2 separate regions of the Mus musculus genome follow, and region 2 is linked to region 1. Evidence: chromatin loops called from intact Hi-C (ENCODE). Cell type or tissue: left cerebral cortex. All regions are shown on one strand. Each heading gives the region's core, and the rest is flanking DNA. Links, peaks and the distances in the headings are about the cores only.

What was found. Hi-C counts contacts between places; a loop is a spot of excess contacts. Peaks named below come from ENCODE experiments on the same cell type or tissue, not always from the same donor. Only the 100,000 strongest peaks of a DNase experiment are listed, where the experiment ranks them.
Region 2: a loop joins it to region 1, with 2.4 times the contacts of the local background. A loop is called at or near these places in 7 of 42 quality-filtered maps.

What each region holds. Positions count from the first base shown.
Region 1 is chr3:107,679,720-107,688,051 of GRCm38, reverse strand. All of the region lies in intron 1 of Ahcyl1 (S-adenosylhomocysteine hydrolase-like 1), which reads left to right. Gm52629 (a long non-coding RNA gene) reads left to right here and starts at 3,517. Exons shown (of 2, transcript XR_003954676.1): 1 at 3,517-7,283; 2 at 7,595-8,332. In left cerebral cortex, for the core only: a CTCF peak has its summit at 3,341 (motif pointing left); DNase peaks (open chromatin) are centred at 3,919, 4,255, 6,780, 7,117 and 1 more place; H3K27ac peaks cover 6,149 bases.
Region 2 is chr3:107,626,132-107,634,463 of GRCm38, reverse strand. It overlaps Strip1 (striatin interacting protein 1), which reads left to right and starts at 2,754. Exons shown (of 21, transcript NM_153563.2): 1 at 2,754-2,963; 2 at 6,239-6,308; 3 at 7,002-7,076; 4 at 7,385-7,519; 5 at 7,608-7,728. The coding sequence starts at 2,784. Gm10961 (a long non-coding RNA gene) reads right to left here and starts at 2,863. Exons shown (of 3, transcript XR_375960.3): 1 at 2,462-2,863; 2 at 1,274-1,537; 3 at 1-358. In left cerebral cortex, for the core only: no CTCF peak of the experiment used is centred there; DNase peaks (open chromatin) are centred at 2,710, 3,600 and 5,720; H3K4me3 peaks cover 1,958 bases; H3K27ac peaks cover 1,833 bases.

The DNA.
Region 1 (8,332 bases), core at 317-8,316:
TAGCCATTTTGTTGCTGAAAGCAGCTCCCCAGAAAGTACTCCCCAAAAGGTTCAGTTTTCAACCTGTGGGTCCAACAACCCTTTTATAGGGGTCGCCCAAGACCTTCCTGCATATCAGATATTTACATTAAGATTCATAATAGTAGCAAAATTACAGTTATGACGTAGCAATGAAAATAATTTTATGATTGGGTCACCACAGCATGAGGAAATTTATTAAAGTATCTTGAGTGGACTGGCCCTTGAAACAGTAGGGGACTGCTTTCCCCACCTAGTTCCAAAAGGAGAAATGCTACTAAGCTTGTGGCTTGTTTGGGATTTTTGTTTAGTTTTTGTTCTTTTACACTTCAGTGTCAAAGTTGCCTTAAGCAAATCACGTAACCCCAGCTGCTACCCCATCCTGTTTCTGTATGCAGCCCTTAGATAATGCTAGTTTTTGAAAATAACAAATTGTTTTGTAAACCATAAGCTATTAATTTGAGACAGACAATATAAGTATAAAAGTCAAGGAAATCTGGGTATTTAGAATCTTATTGCTTATTAAATTTTATTTCTTTGTATGTATGCGGGTAGGTGTGCATGTAGAAGTCTACCATATTTGTCCCAGGATTGAATTTTGCTCTGTCAGACTTGGTAGCATTCACCATTTTCCACTGAGCCATTTCACCAGCCTGATATTAATGATTTTATTGTTTAATATGCTAGTACATGTTGCTTTTAAACTTCTTTCCTCATCAACTTTAAATAAAAATTCTAATGTAGTAGTCCCTATGTTGTGAGGATTGTTCTTTGTGTATCAGGAGTTTTTTAAAAATTGAAAATTGTTTAAATTACAAATATCATGGTAGTATTACATGTTGAGAAAATAGCTCTTGCAAAACAAAATTTAATGTTTATTTTGGTATGCTGTGCAATATTAGCAAGAGAACTTGATCTTTGTGCTCCTGCACACACCACTGGCTAGAAAACAATAGAAGGCAGGGCTCAGGAAAACCCAAACTTGCATATGCTGGTCCCCACTGTAGATGGGTGGCATATTACACTCCTGGAATGATAGGTAACTTTTGTTTTAAAACAACTCCAGAGAAGCCACAACTGACAGTCCTTCCCGGCTTTCTTGCTTCTTACAAGCCACATAAAATAGTAGTTTCATAATAAGTTTTTTATGTAAGCTTGAAGTATGAAAACTAAAATCAGCTGAAGCTGATCAGTAGGGGTTTTACTTTCTCTTTTCAAGTTGAAACCATGTAACCCAGCTATAGGATACATTGTGAAAGGTCCCATTGGCTCCTTTAGAAATAATTGTGGTTGCTACATAGTTACTAGTTAACATGGGCTCCTGGAAGTCAGGTTTATTTTGTTATGTTTTGACAGCTTGAGCCTATACGCTTATGGGAAGCAGCTAATGGACAACAACTTAAAAAAAAGTGATATAGGTCCTGTCTGGTTAGCTCAGGGCTCAAAACACCAGTTCTCATTGACTTTATAGCCACACATTGGTAGCTGCTTATAGTTCCACCACTTAAACACTAGTTGGTAGACTATTTCTTCATCTCCAGTTAGACATAGTCTAGCCTTCCCAAATGCTGAGCTGACTCACAGCGTGATTCACTTACTAGACATATGCATGAATTTAAAATGTAATTGATTTTTAAATCTCACATAAGCTGTACTTCAGACCAAAGAAGAAAAATTTGATTTTAAATATCATCTTCCTGTTGTTAGGTTACCCAGTGGTGCCAGAGAACCAAGTGGGCATCTTTTTAGATCTATCCACTGTTTGTGTTTGCTTCCTTGTTAAATTATTTTCCCGTAGTCATGTGTGTGAAGTGTACAAATAGGCCTGTTTGTAAGCAATTGACAAGGCTCCCTCTTTAAAAAAAGAGCATCTCCACCTAGGTTGCAGTAGGACATGCCAATTTAACATAAAGGTGCCATTTAGCATGTCATTGGCATAGAGAGAAAGGTGAATACAGTAAGCTAGCTTGGTCTTTCTCAGGCTAGCCTGGAATTTATGATCCTCCTGCCTTGGCTAGGATCACAGGTTTGTGCTGCCATAACTGTCTTCTGACCTGATTTTTAATACATGCTCTATGAGTCTAAACAAAGTGACTTCCAAAGAGGGACAGAATGTGCAGAAGATTTTAGCATGATACCTTTTGAGGAAGTAAGAGAAGGAAAATGAGAATGTAACATGTATTTGCTGGAAGAAAGCCAACACGAAAACATATGGAAGCCAATGAAAATTGGCTGAAGGGAAGTGAGCCTCTGGATACAAGTGTAAAGCTTTAGTCATGTCTGTTTTATATGTCAAGGTAAGATTTAATAGGCGAGGGAAAACATGAAATGTTAAAAATCTTTGGAAACACAAATGAGCTCAACTAGCACAGGAAATCTAAGCTAATGTATCACATTGGTTGTGCAGGCTTCCAGGAAACACTACTTGGACTGTATATCCTTCCTGAAATGTGTAAGGACAGTAAGGACTTGAAAGAAATCTCCTTACCTTTGCATTTACGTTTGTATACACGGTGGCACAGAATGTGGAGGTCACAGGACAGACATGGGTGTCAGGCCTTGCCTTCCTCCTTGCTTGAGACAGTGTTATTCACTGCTTCATGTGCCTGTGAGACTTTTCTGCCCCCCACCCCCAACTCACATAAAAGCAAAAGGACAAAAACAAACAGTATCAACAAAAGCCAGCTTTCTAATGTGGTTCTCTGATACCTGTTGTGCCCTCTGGCATACGCATGTTCCGCCTGCATATGTACATCATTCACAATAGTAAAATAAAATGTTTTTAAATATGCACGTTTACCATTCTTTTGGGTTTTTTGAGACAGAGTCTCACTATATAGGTCTGGCTCTTCTGGAACTCATTATGTAGACCAAGCTTGTTCCCAAACCCACAGAGAGTCATCTGCCTCCCAAGTGCTGGGATTAAAGACATGCACCTCTACCCAGCTTATTAGTCTTAAATGTTATAATGCTATTGAGATTTGGTAGGAGAGTATCTTAATTCTTAATTCTCAGATGAATTCCAAAGAATTTATTAGAATTTCTATATTTGTACCTTATTATTTGCCTCTATTATATGAAAGTATGCATCCACATATATATGTGAGTGTATGTATATACCACATGAAAATTCAAAGGTTCATTCTAAATCAAAAGTATATACATATTTATTATACTGTTCTTTTGAAGTTTTCTTTTGTGTTAAGAATGATAAGTCTGGGGCTGGGGAGATGGCTCAATGGGTAAGAGCTCTGACTGCTCTTCTGAAGGTCCCGAGTTCAAATCCCAGCAACCACATGGTGGCTCACAACCACCCGTAATGAGATCTGATGCCCTCTTCTGGTATATCTGAAGACAACTACAGTGTACTTATAATAAATCTTAAAAAAAAAAAAAAAGAATGATAAGTCTGAGCCGGGTGTGGTGGCGCACGCCTTTAATCCCAGCACTTGGGAGGCAGAGGCAGGCGAATTTCTGAGTTCAAAGCCGGCTGGACTACAGAGTGAGTTCCAGGACAGCCAGGGCTATACAGAGAAACTGTCTTGAAAAAAACAAAACAACAACAAAAAGAATGTTGAGTCTAAGGAAATGAAAGCTCCAGCAGCCGTGCTGGGAGAGAAGGGTGGCAAGTCCTTCCTAACACCTTACTAAAGTAATGCAGATGCTTTGTGGAACCAGAGTCGACAGTTACTAGTGCTGAGATGCCAGGAGATGCATGTTAGGAGGGGTAGGCTAGCATGATCTGAGGGGAAGGCAGTTAGGCTAAGTAGAAAGTGTAAAGTTGGTCTGACTGTGCTTTGCAGTATGTTGCCAATTGTGGTTTTTAGAAGATTAGTGAGGCCACCTCTGTGCTGCTTCAACACCTTCAAAAAAACAGAATAAAAAAAGCCATTTGCTATTTTTACCTTTGGTTGGCAACTGCTTGGTTGAGACTGTAGAAGCCAGTGAAGAGTTGTCTCTTGAAGAAAAGGGGTAGTGGCTGATGGTAATACCACTTGTGCTTTGGGAAGTTTTCAAGTATTGTCTTTCATAGTTTCAGTGACTCAGTATATGGGCCTGATTGCACCTCATTCTTTCTCACACTAACCTGCCTTGACACTGTATCACATTGATTCTCATTTTGAAAGGCATAATTTGTCTGACTGTGGAATTGGATTCTAGTAGTGTGTTATTGGTGACATCCAAAAGGGTAGAGTGGAGGAAAGATATGTGTGTTGTGATTAGTCAGCCTGCCCACCCACTCCCTCCTGGAAACTCAGGCCCCATCTGGGGAGACTAGAACTTAAGAAACTTGAGACAGAGGGAAGATGGAATAGCCAAAACCTGCTGGGTTTTAGAAAATGTTTCTGTACCAGGAAATGAAAGAGGCTGAAGGGCCTACTTTGGCTCTGTAGCTCAAAAATGATCCTTTTTCAATTCGTCTTCTCTGATGTATGTGTTTGAGGGCAAGTTATTGGAAAGAAAAGACCCTCCCTTTTTTATTTATCTATTTATTTTATGTATTTGAGTGTTATGTTTTCATGAACACCACAAAACAGAATCAGATTCCATTATAGATGGTTGTGAGTCACCATATGGGTGCTAGGAATTGAACTCAGGAATTGAGCCATCTCTCCATTCCTCCTTTAGGAAACTATTTTTATCTAACTGAAGTAAAAGATAGTAGACTTCGGTTTTTCTTGTTTGACAGTATTGCTATTTATTGTTGTTATTTTGGAGGGGAGGGGATACATTTAAAATAGGAATCAGACTGATCTCTGCTAAGACGGAAAAAAAAGATGCTATATTGGGGAGGGTAGCTGACTGTTTGACCTCTTTTCTATCCTCTGAAAGGTAGTGGCTGGAAGTAGTCTTAAAAGGAATAATTAGCTGGAAGATGTATGGAGAAGGGATTTTTAAAAGATGTAGGAACCTTAGACAGTGTTTTAATATACATCTTAGTAATTGTCCTTGTTAAATTTTCTAGTTTCTGATAGTCTTTTTTGGCTCAATGCTGGTACCTAAGAAATATGCTACCCATAATTTCTTAAACAGCAGAATTCTGAGCACAATATGCACAGAAGGCAATGGGACAGAATATGTATATTTTTAAATGCCTCAGAAAACCAAAAGAGGGGTACTGGGCCCTCAGTTAATCTCAGAGGTTAGAAAGACGGGTCTTCCCATGCACACCTAAGGTTTGCTTTCTTAATGATTTGTTTTCCTAGTGCTTGCTGTTTACCTTTGTGTCTAGTTCTTCACCCTTAGGAGAAAACCTTCCTGAGGAAATTAAAAGCTGTTAGATAGGTATGTGAAATAACAAAGTTAATAAGATGCCTGGCCTAACCTCTAATTTTTGGAGGACCCACATTAAACGATATGGCATAGACGCAAGACATCGTGTCTACTAAACTATTTGAAAAGCTGCTTTAAAATAGCATCTTAAACTGGCCTGAAATTTAATTGGGTTTTAAAGATACAACAAATAGACTTCAGTGTTTGTGTGTGTTATGGTAGCCAGCGTGTTCCTAGAGGAATGGTGAAAGTTCACAGCAAAGCCATCTGTTACTATTACATGGAGAGTTGAAGTACATACACAGATTTTGAGAGAGCTTTAGTTCTTGCATCGATCTTTCATAGGATGAAGTACTTAGTGCTAAGTGAATATGTTGACTAAAAGAATATAATGCACGTTGTATATTGTCCTGATCATTGTCACTTATCCATAGGATCATAGTAGTGTTCTAGTAGGTTTTCATTTTAATTTCCTCTAATTGGATAGAGAGAAGGTAAATTTGAATTAGGTATGGGAAGAGGGGAGGGCAGCTGAGCTATAGTGTGTGTAGATCATATATTTTCAGAAGTAAACTCAACTTTGGGTAGTAAAAAGTATTAAGATCAATTAAACAAATAATTACAGTTATTTTTCTTTTGAAGTTTATAACGTTTTTGGGTTGCCTGTGTTCCCTTTGTCTTGGTAAGTACTGTACCATCTTGTAGATCACTCTGTCACTATACCAACCATAATGAACCCAAATTATTAGGTCAAGCTTTTCCTAATGGGCCTCAGTGTTACAGAGAACTCAGTCCAACCATCATAAGTTGTGCTTTAAAATAGCACACTATACTGATATGTACTATACTGGCCTTCAAATGCAGCAAGTAGACATTGTTTGGATGTGCTCGATGGAAAATGGTCGATGTACCCTATCCTTCCTCAGATATGCTGTTAATCTGAGAGTGGAGCCGAGTTGTACTTGGGGTACTTTGTCTATGTTTCCTTCTTTCTTCCTTGTACTTACTACCTTATGCTAAAGCACCCCAGTGAAAACCTAACAGTTGGAGGAAATCATAACAATAAGAAGTAATACAAACCATGCTTTTGCAATTGTCTTTGGGTTTTCTTTTATCCAAATGACCATATTTTTCCACTTAACTACTGAGTTTAACCCAAACAGAAAGCTGCTATTAGATCTGGTTTCACTAGAAACCAGAAGTTGGTTTTGGCAGCAGTATCCTTATTTACAGCATAAAGGTGAACAGCATGCGAAGATTCTTTCCACCAAGGGAGGAACAGCTGCTAGCTGGAAAGAACCTGTAGAGTTAGACCCCTGGGGGAAACGGGCAGAGCCATGGCATTCAGAAGCAGCTGCTGTGAGACGAGACTCTGCAGCTTGTAGTTCAGGGTAGCAGAGAAGACAAGGATATCATGCATCTGTGTGCTGCTGGACCACCTTACAGACAGCTATCCACTATGCCAGTACTTGAGTTAACACTGCCTACTTCAAATGTGGACAAGATCTATTATTTGAGAGATGGGGTGTTAGGAGCACTGCACATAGTAGTAAGCTACTTGCCATAGTCTACTATTTTTAGATGGGAAAGATTTTGCTAAGCTTTAGACCGCTGATAAGCTTTATTAATACAAGGAGAGATTATGTCTATTAATCTCCGGTTGCTGAAGAAATATTTCTAACTTGCTACAACTGCTTCTCTATGTTTTTTATCTAAAAATCTGCAAGTGTTACTGAAGTGCCTTCCCCCACCTCACTGCAACGTAGGTGGTATCTGGAATCATGCCCAGAACCTTTTGAAAAAAAAAGTAGAAGAAGAAGGGGAGGAGGAGGAGAGGGAATCTAACAGCCAGGAGAAGGGAGCACTTCCGAACAGGCTGCCCATGCCAGCAGCAGGGAACCCTGTGGAGGAAGTGCTGCCTCTGGAGCTGTTACAGCCACTAAGGAACTCTTGACTATATTTTTTTCACTGCCAAAGTAACTGCATATTAGGTTGGAATTCGTTGCTTTGGTCATCTCTCCTTGATTTACATCTTGCCTATTGAAGAAGTGAAAGTGTAATTGGAAATCCTATTTAGAAGGATTTAGTTTTTGTTTGTTTTTCTTTTTGAATGCAGCTATGCATTTGAAGTACTTAAAATTAAATTTTTAACATTTAAAGTAAAATATCTTGGGCTTTATGATGATATTTGTTAATCATATTCTGAAATGATATATGTGGCTCAGCTTGGGTTGTAATTGTCTTTGAAGCTTGACTTAATATTGTACGAGAAAAGAGTTTTAAAGGTTTACTTATTCTGCAGATGTTTATTAAATACCTTCCTGCATGTGTGAGGCCCTGACCTGCTCTGGGGGTATGTAGTTCTTCTTTATGTCTTCAGTGTCTGTTTTCAGACTTAATAAAACAGGCTCTCCCTTTCTGTGTCAGAGTTGCCTGAAGAAGAACTTCCACAGTTAGATGGTGAACCGAGATGAGTTGTAAACACGCAGGTTTCTGTCTCTGATCTATTTGATTCTGTCCTCTGCGTTTGTGCTTAGTGGGAACCATGCTGAATAGGAAGTTCAGGACAAGCCAGTGTCCCCTTGTTTGCTACTTTATGACTGTAGAGTCCTACCAGTTCTGTTTTTCATTTGTTCATTCTAACTGCCGATTGATTCCAGAGCTACAAACCAAAGCTTGGTTCTTAGGCTGCAGTGTCACCCCAGCAGAGACTGTATGTGTTGGGAGAGGAGGATTGTACAGCTGTAGCTAATGTAGAGTCTACTTTTTAAAATGTGTCATTTTGTGTATATGGATGATTTGCCTGTCTGCATGTTTGTGCACAGCATGAGTTCAATACCTTAAGAGAAGGGAGTCGGGTCATCTTAGGCTCAAGTTATAGACAGTTGTGAGCTGCCATATTGGGGCTGGGGATAGAACTCAGGTCCTCTGGGAAAGCATCCAGTGCTTTTAACCACTGAACTATTACCCCAGTTTCTGGTTTCCTCTTTTCTAGCTTGAAAGTGTTGATGACTGGGTCATTTGTATTATGCAGAAAAAC
Region 2 (8,332 bases), core at 32-8,031, 53 kb after region 1:
TTGTAGAGAGAGAAAAGTGAGATCAAGCTAAACTGAAACGCACTTAGGAGACTTGCTTTACAATAAGCTTTATTATAAAAATACATTGATACAAAAGTAGAACTTGGTCTCATTCCTATCATGATGACAACCTTTTCCTGCAGATTTAAGGAGCTAGGATTGAGTAACTGGCCTGATGCTTGCTTTCAAATGTGCCCTGCCTTCCAGGTAAGTGACCAACATCACTTTCTGGCACTCCTAAAGCTCACGACTGTTTGGAAGATCCCCTAAGGCAGAAGAGTTCAGCCAGTTCACAGTCTATCCTCCATGATGGCTTGTCTTCCCATCCTCGAGGCGCTTTCAAAATTCTTTCTGTGACCTGAGAGATTGCTCAGTTAACAGAGACGCGCGTGCGAGCACACACACACACACACACACACACACGTACACACACGTACACACACACACACCCCCCTAGCCTCACATTTCATATGAAGAATTCCAACAAATACTTAAAGTGAGCCCATGGACAGGCAACCACTCTTGCTACACTTCTGTAAACAGTCAGGCCACATTTAGTCTTACCTGATTATCTTTAGAAATGGGGTGGGGTGGGGGGGCGCGGAGGGTGTGAGCGTGACCTGGGAGTGGTAGCACATGCCTTTAATCCCAGCACTCGGGAGGCAGAGGCAGGCAGATTTCTGAGTTCGAGGCCAGCCTGGTCTACAGAGTGAGTTCCAGGACAGCCACGGCTACAGTGAAACCCTGTCTCTCTCACACACAGAAAGAAAGAAAGAAAGAAAGAAAGAAAGAAAGAAAGAAAGAAAGAAAGAAAGAAAGAAGAAAGGAAGAAAGAGAGAAAAGGGGGGAGGGGGGAGACTGGTGTATAAGGCCCAGGGTTTAATTTCAATTCCAGTAACATACACAAAGTTATTCCATCAAACTACACCCCTGTATCTGTAACCCATGTGTTTAGGGCCAAAATGTTGGCTTTTGCATCTCCACTAATTCAGGCTTCATCACTAGTCTTCAATATACCCAACAAAGACACAAATGAAGAAGGAGATAGAGGTGGGGGGAGGAGGAGGAGAAGAAAGAAGGAGGAGGAGGAAGAAGGAAGAAGGGGAGGAAAAGGAGAACAACAACACACAAAGATTTCATCGATGTGAACATTGTAAAGAGAAACACATAAGGTGTTTACTGATCCCAAATCTGTCTTTGGGGAAACTTACTTTAGATTTAAATAGAATTAGAATTGAGATTGAGGGCGGGAGATAGGAAAATTCCAGCAGACCTGGGCAAGTGTGGTCTGGTTATCATCCTCTCAGTGTTGGTTCTATGAGATGGTAGAAGTCCTTTTTACTTAAGGGACAAGCTGGTTCTCAGGAGTTGATTCTTTCTCCTCCAGGGTGCACAGGCCATGATAGAAAGAGCTGTTCGTCATCCGGGGATGCTGTGTTCTGTGAGGCTTTGCCACTCCTGATGTCTAGAGGGTTGAGGCCAGTGACCAAGAGTCTTGTACCTGCTTCTTGGGGAGGGAGGTTTCTGGAGGAGGACACTGTAAAAAGTAACATTAAAACCATCTTGGTTACTCCTATGTGTTTGGCACTCAGACGTGACGGAGAATGAGGTGAGAGGCCACCATTTTTGGATGATTGCTCTTTGAGTCAATACAGATGTGAGCAGGTAATTCAGAGTAAACGAGACAGCTACAAAATGAAGGCAGAAAAGCAAGAGCCACTTCTAAGGGATTATTAAACACACCCTCATTTCCCCATGATTTCTCTGTTATATTTTCAATTTCAGTTTTATTTATTCATTTGTTTATCTCCCCCATGTGAATGTAAACTCCACGAAGACTAGAATCCTATTTTTGTTCATTATTATATCCTTAAAAGTATTTGTCAGTGGCTTGAGGACAGATACAACTTCATACTGTTATCCTTAGCCCCCAAGAGTCTCTCTCTCTCTCTCTCTCTCTCTCTCTCTCTCTCTCTCTCTCTCTCTCTCTCTCTCTTTCTCTGTCTCTCTCTCTCTCTGTCTCTCTTCACTTCAAGTTCAAGACAGGGTTTCTCTGTATAGTCCTGGCTGTCCCGGAACTCACTTTGTAAACCAGGCTGGCCTCGAACTCAGAAATCTGCCTGCCTCTGACTCCCAAGTGCTGGGATTAAAGGCGTGCGCCACCAACGCCCGGCTTTTTCCCCTGTTTTGATAAGTGAGATTATTAACGTGGCTCCAGAGGTGTCTTGGATGGAGTTATAATCTGATAAGTAAAACCAGGAGTCCCCAGGGTTGCACAAGGTGTTTCTTACAGAGTCCTACTGACTTGGAGGTTTTTCAGCTGGAAGGTTAGAGAAAAGCCACAACCAGTTGTTAATTGTACAGAAATTCTTTGCTAGGAAAACGTGTCAACTAGACCCATGAGTCAGGAATTGCTTTCTTTAATGATGTCTCCCTAATTTCCCCTTTCATCCTGCCTCACCTTGAACAGGGAGGGCTCTAAAGACAGGCAAAGCGATGATAGACAACGAATTAAAGTGTTAAGTCTCATGGATAAAAAAGACATCTAAAGGGATTCCTGCGAGCCCAGCCGCACGTCTCCGGCTTAGTTCCACGGGAAGGAGGGAGGGGAAACTAAATGACAAAGCCAGGAAAGACCTTGGGAGGTGATTGGCAGTTGCGGCTTTCGACACACGCAGCCACACTGAATATGGCGATTGGGGAAATTTCCTGGAGGAAATCACGCGAGAGTTGCCTGACGGGAGGCCGTCCGCGAATTGAGCCGGGGGTGTGGAGCAGCCAAGATGGAGCCGGCAGCCGCCGGTCCCGGCCCTCTGATTGTGAACAACAAGCAGCCGCAGCCGCCACCTCCTCCGCCGCCTGCCACCGCGCAGCCTCCTCCTGGGGCGCCGAGGGCCGCCGGAGGCCTCCTGCCGGGGGGCAAAGCCCGCGAGTTCAACCGCAACCAGCGCAAAGACTCGGAGGTCAGAGCTGCAGGGGGGCGAGGCTGGCACCGGGCGGGTGACAGAGGGGGTCCCGGGAGACCGGGGCGGCATCCGGGCCCAGCCGGGCTTCCCGACGGCTTGACAGGGACCCTGGGAGCTGTCACTTTACCGGGAACCGTGCAGTTAGCTAGGCTGGCAGCCGCCACAGCCCCGGGGAGGAAAGCCCGGAGCCCTGTCACCAACTCTGCTGCGGCCGGGGGAAGAAGGTCCCCGAGCCGGGGATGGCCGGTCGCCCCCGGGGGCGTGGCCTGAGGCACAGCCCTCCTGGGGTGCAAAATCGGTGGTCTGCTGGCTGGTTAGCCCCTCATCCTTTCCGGCCTCTGATCTTAGCAGGGTGGTGGGCCACGCCAGTTGGCAGCGAAGGGACCCAGGAGAGTTTAGCGGGCGCTTAGAACAGGGCTTCTCTCTCTAGTGCTGCTTGGCCGGCCCCAGGTTGTGTGAGTAGCAGAGAGAGCACATTGTGGCTTCCCTCCGAATTTTAGTCAGCGCTGGATCAAACCGCGGCCAGACATTGCCAAGTATTTTTGCATGCCCAGTGAGCCCAGTTGCTGAGCTGTGAAGGGATCAGAAGTACACAAAGGGCGCCGGATTCTCCTCCTTGCTAGTGAGCTGCGATTCCCTTTGCCCGCGCTGTCTGGAGCTATTCACCTCGCCCCAAGTTAAAATTCCTCCCACTGCTTCCGTTTGCAGAATTCATGAATGAACACACACCCGTCTCGTCGCAGCATTTCAGGGCTTCCTCATCAGCACATTCATTCCCAGAGCGCTTACTACGCAATCTCCTCCACCTGAGACAACTTCCAGTGTGATGAACAGCCAGGCACTTACCGAGAGGGAATTCCTCAAATTCAAATTTGATGCTTCAGCTAGTACCAGATACTAAAGATAGTGTCTTTAAGCCTAAGAAATCAGTTCCCTCCAAACATTTTGTTGTTGTCGCAGGCTCAAATTCTGATAACTTATGTCACAAAGGAACAAGCCCAGAGTTGAGAGGATGAGTTTAGAGTGGCTTTTTTGAAAAAGATGGACCTTTTAGGAGCCTTTTGTTGTGGAATGATGGGTGATCAGTGGCTACTTCTCAGTGATCTCTTAAGTACGAAGGAGTATGGAAGTTAAGTTTGTAAGACCTTTAATGACCAGACTTGTCCAGGTTTTCTGAAGAGAACCCTGAGAATTGAACTACACCTTCAAATTTCTCTTTTTAAATGTTTGAGTGGACTGGAGAGATGGTTCAGTGGTTAAGAGAACTTGCTGTTCTCTCAGAGGATCCCAGCACCCAAGTTGGGCCGCTCACAACTGCCTATTAGCACACTAGCTCCTAGGGATCCAGTACTGTCCTTTTGTCCTCCATGGGCACATGTATACACACACAGATAAACACATAATACATTTAAAATAAGTGCTTTAGGGATGGCGGGATAGCTCAGCAGGTAAAGTAGTTTTAAATTTTCCTGAAAAGCCACAAAATAGTCAGATAAATACCCTTTTGTGCATTTTATTTTATTTGTTGTTTGTTTGCTTCTTTGTTTTTTGTTTTGTTTTTGTTTTTGAGACAGGGTTTCTCTGTGTAGCTTTAGCTGTCCTAGAACTCTGCTCTGCAGATGGGGCTGGCCTCAAACTCAACAGAGATTCATCTGCCTCTTGAGTGCTAGGATTAAAGGTGTGCACCACCCCTTATTCGTGTTATTATGTGGTGCTGAGAATCAGATTCAGGGCCTTGTGCAAGGTAGGCAAACACTATACTGCTGAGGTATGTCCTCAGCCTCTATTACATGTTTTTATTTCTCTTCCTACCTTTAATTTCACTGGATTCAACATCTGGAAGGCCCATCACATCGATCTGTGTCCTTGTGTTGGAGGTGCTGATGCTGCACACCCTTCTGGTGACAGCTGAAGTCAGTAGTTTGGGGATCTGATCAGTGCCTAGAGCACAAGGAGGCTCAGTATGTGCCAGGTAAACTTTATTAGTCCTCAAAACTAGCCAAGGCAGTCGAGCATGCTTCCAGTCACAACACTCCGGAAGCTGAGCAAGGAGAATCAGAGTTCAAGGCCAGCCTGGGCTGCATAGTAAAACCTTGTCTCTATAAAAATACACTGGGGGGGGGGGGCTAAGAAATGGTAATGGATTTGGGGGTGAATAAGACCACAATATATTATATAATGGGAATGAAACTGTCAAAAAAAAAAAAAAGGTCTTAAGCTAAGTTTGAAGCAGAGTTTTGTCATTCCCATTGGGTAAATGAAACTCAACCTCAGTAATGTATACAAATGTTGATTTTAGTTGTGTTTTAATGGGACTGGGACTTGAACCCAGGACTCTACACATGGTAGGTAATCATTTTACCACTAAACTCTGTCTCTAGCCTAGAAGCTCAGTAGTGTATGGAAGTGTCCATTAGTGCCCATTAATAAGGAATAGAGTTATGGCTTGTGGGCATATTATGTCATGTCAGGGGTCATTATCAGTTAGAAGGTTTTCCCTGACCCCACTCTCCATCTCACTCACCCACCCAGCTGCATGCTGAGAATTAAGCCCAGGATCTAGCACCTACTAGGAAGGTGCTCTGTGCTGAACTGTACCCTCTGGTCTTGCAAGTACATTAGTCAGGGCTGGGCTTAGCCTTTTGATCTTGATGCTTCTCTCTTCCCAGTACAAGGCTTCCAAGATGGCGTGTTCTCAGGAATCACCTATCCCTAACAGATTCTCATTGCACTCTCTCCTGTGTGTGGGAGGCAGGCCAATCTGTTCCATTTCTGCTTTCTCTCTCAGTTCTCACTGAAAATTGAGATGGGGCAGGGTGGCTGAGGGTTTCAGTGCTCATTTTATCCTTAGCTGTATATAGTCCACAGCTCAGAAAGAAGTGAGACTCCCAGATATTCAGTACTATATGGAGTGGTCAGTTACTGCACAACGTAGATAGAAGTTTTGTGTTTATTATTGAACAGGTATGTCACGGAGAGCAATGGTCAGTAAAACAGAGTTTCTGTTTTGAGGAACTTGCTGTCTTACGGAGAGGAAGATGAAAAAAGAAAAATTCAGTGAATAATTGTAGTACAGAGTGGGTGCTTTGAAGGTGAAATACAGGGTGCTGGACAGGGCGTAAAGGGGACTTCCATTAGTTCAGGAGACAAAATATTGTGATAAAACATCAAGAAAAAGTAGAGGCATTGACGTCACGCAGTGCAGTCTCTGAGACGTGTTTACCCGTAAAGTCTCAGGAGGATCTTTATGTGACGATCTTTTCATTCACCAGGGCTATTCCGAATCTCCAGACCTGGAGTTTGAGTATGCCGACACAGACAAGTGGGCTGCAGAGCTTGCAGGTAAAGAACAGGCCTTTGTGTTCTTTGATGGGAGTTTTAACTGGGTTCCTAAGAAGATTAAGACTGGCTGTTTTCCTACTTATTCCTATTAATGATATTTGAAACATAAATTAGCTGTTTAAGTTGGACCACGTATGTGGACATTTGGGATTGCCTTTTATTTCCACGAAGACTCAGGTTTGAAGTCAACTGAATTGGTTAGCGCCCAGTCCCATGTAATGTCAATGGTGGTACTCATTGACATACCAAATGAACAGTGATCTCTCACACATGAGTGAGTCACGGGAATGCTAGCCACTGTGCTTGCATCTTGGCACATCTGTTGCTGCTACTGCTGTTGATGGGGAGTGTGAGGTCAGCAGGAGCTGCTTCTCCTCCAGTCTTCACAAGCATTCCTCGGGACGTGACACTAAAGGCATAGATTCAGGGTGATGGCCACCTCTGATACAGCGCAGTTTGATGCACATCTTACTAGAAATGCCTGGATCTATGATCCACTGACAGTGCAGTGGCCCCTGTGATCTCTTCGAGCACATCAGAACACTGAGGCCTTCCTCACTCAGTGATTAGAGAGAGTAGTCAGAGTCACTGTGAATCAGACAGGAATGGAGTTGGGGCTGGGAAGGAAAGCCTGAATTTCTCTGCTGCATGGGAGATCTGATGTGGATAGGAGACAACTTTGCTCTTTGACAGAGCTTTACAGCTACACAGAAGGACCAGAATTCCTGATGAATCGAAAATGCTTTGAGGAGGACTTCCGGATCCATGGTAAGACCATTTCCCTCACTTCTCGGTTCCCTATCCCATCAGGACAGCACAGGACTTCTCTTCATTGTCTAATTGATGTAGGCCATGCAGGAGTATGAACAGTTGTTGTGCTGCTTGTTTAAGGCCAGACTTGACATGGAGAGTGGGCCTTCTGGGCACTCTGATGGCAACAGTAGTGTGACCTTATCCCTATGAAAGAGTAACTTGTCCTTCTGGTCCTGTGACTGTCCTGATTTGAAAGGTTAACACAGTCCATTCCATTGTGAGGAATGGTGTGGGCTCAATTATAAGTGTCTCTTGCCCTGCAGTGTCAGACAAGAAGTGGACTGAGCTGGATACCAACCAGCACCGGACCCACGCCATGAGGCTTCTGGATGGCTTGGAGGTCACTGCCCGAGAGAAGAGACTCAAGGTGGCCCGAGCCATTCTCTATGTTGCCCAAGGTACTGTGAGTATGACCCGGCACCTCTGCCAGTGATAGTGCCTGGTTATGTATGGAGGGGCTCGGCAAGCTCTGCCCTGTGTTTACAGGTACCTTTGGAGAGTGCAGCTCAGAGGCAGAAGTGCAGTTCTGGATGCGCTACAACATATTTCTGCTCCTGGAGGTGGGCACGTTCAATGCCTTGGTGGAGCTTCTGAACATGGAAATAGAGTGAGCACTTCTACTGAGGGGCTTCCATAGGGAAGGGAGCAGTGGGAAGTGAGCCCGAGCTTCTAGAACTAGCATTTGAGACAGGTAAATAGGCCATTTAAGGTGAAGGAGCTGTTCCAGGCTGTTGGGAATATACAGGGTTGAACAGTGGAGAACCTACTTAATGATTTCTTGGAAAATAATATAATAAAGACAAAGATGAGAAAATAAAGTTGTAGAGAAGGGTGTGAGGTTCCCATGCTGCTAGGATGTAATGAGGGGTTCTTGTGCTGGCTCCACACACTCTGTAATGCTGGACCGTTGGTACCTGAGCAGATCCTGTTCTGCCCAAAACACACCCAAAAGAAACTTCTCATCTTGAACTCTTTGATATTCCCTTCAGCATGACACCAAACCCAAATGTGACATGTAGGTACAACAAAGCTTGCCGCCTCTGGTCCTTTGTCCTATGGGCAGGTCAGCTACTGCTCGTTTAAGGATAACAGCCATCATAAATAAGGAAGATGGCTACAAGTCAGAGGCCAGCCTGATTTACATAGTGAGTTTCAGGGTAGCCAGAGCTACTTAGTGAGACCATATCCAAAAGCAAACAACAAAATTAAAA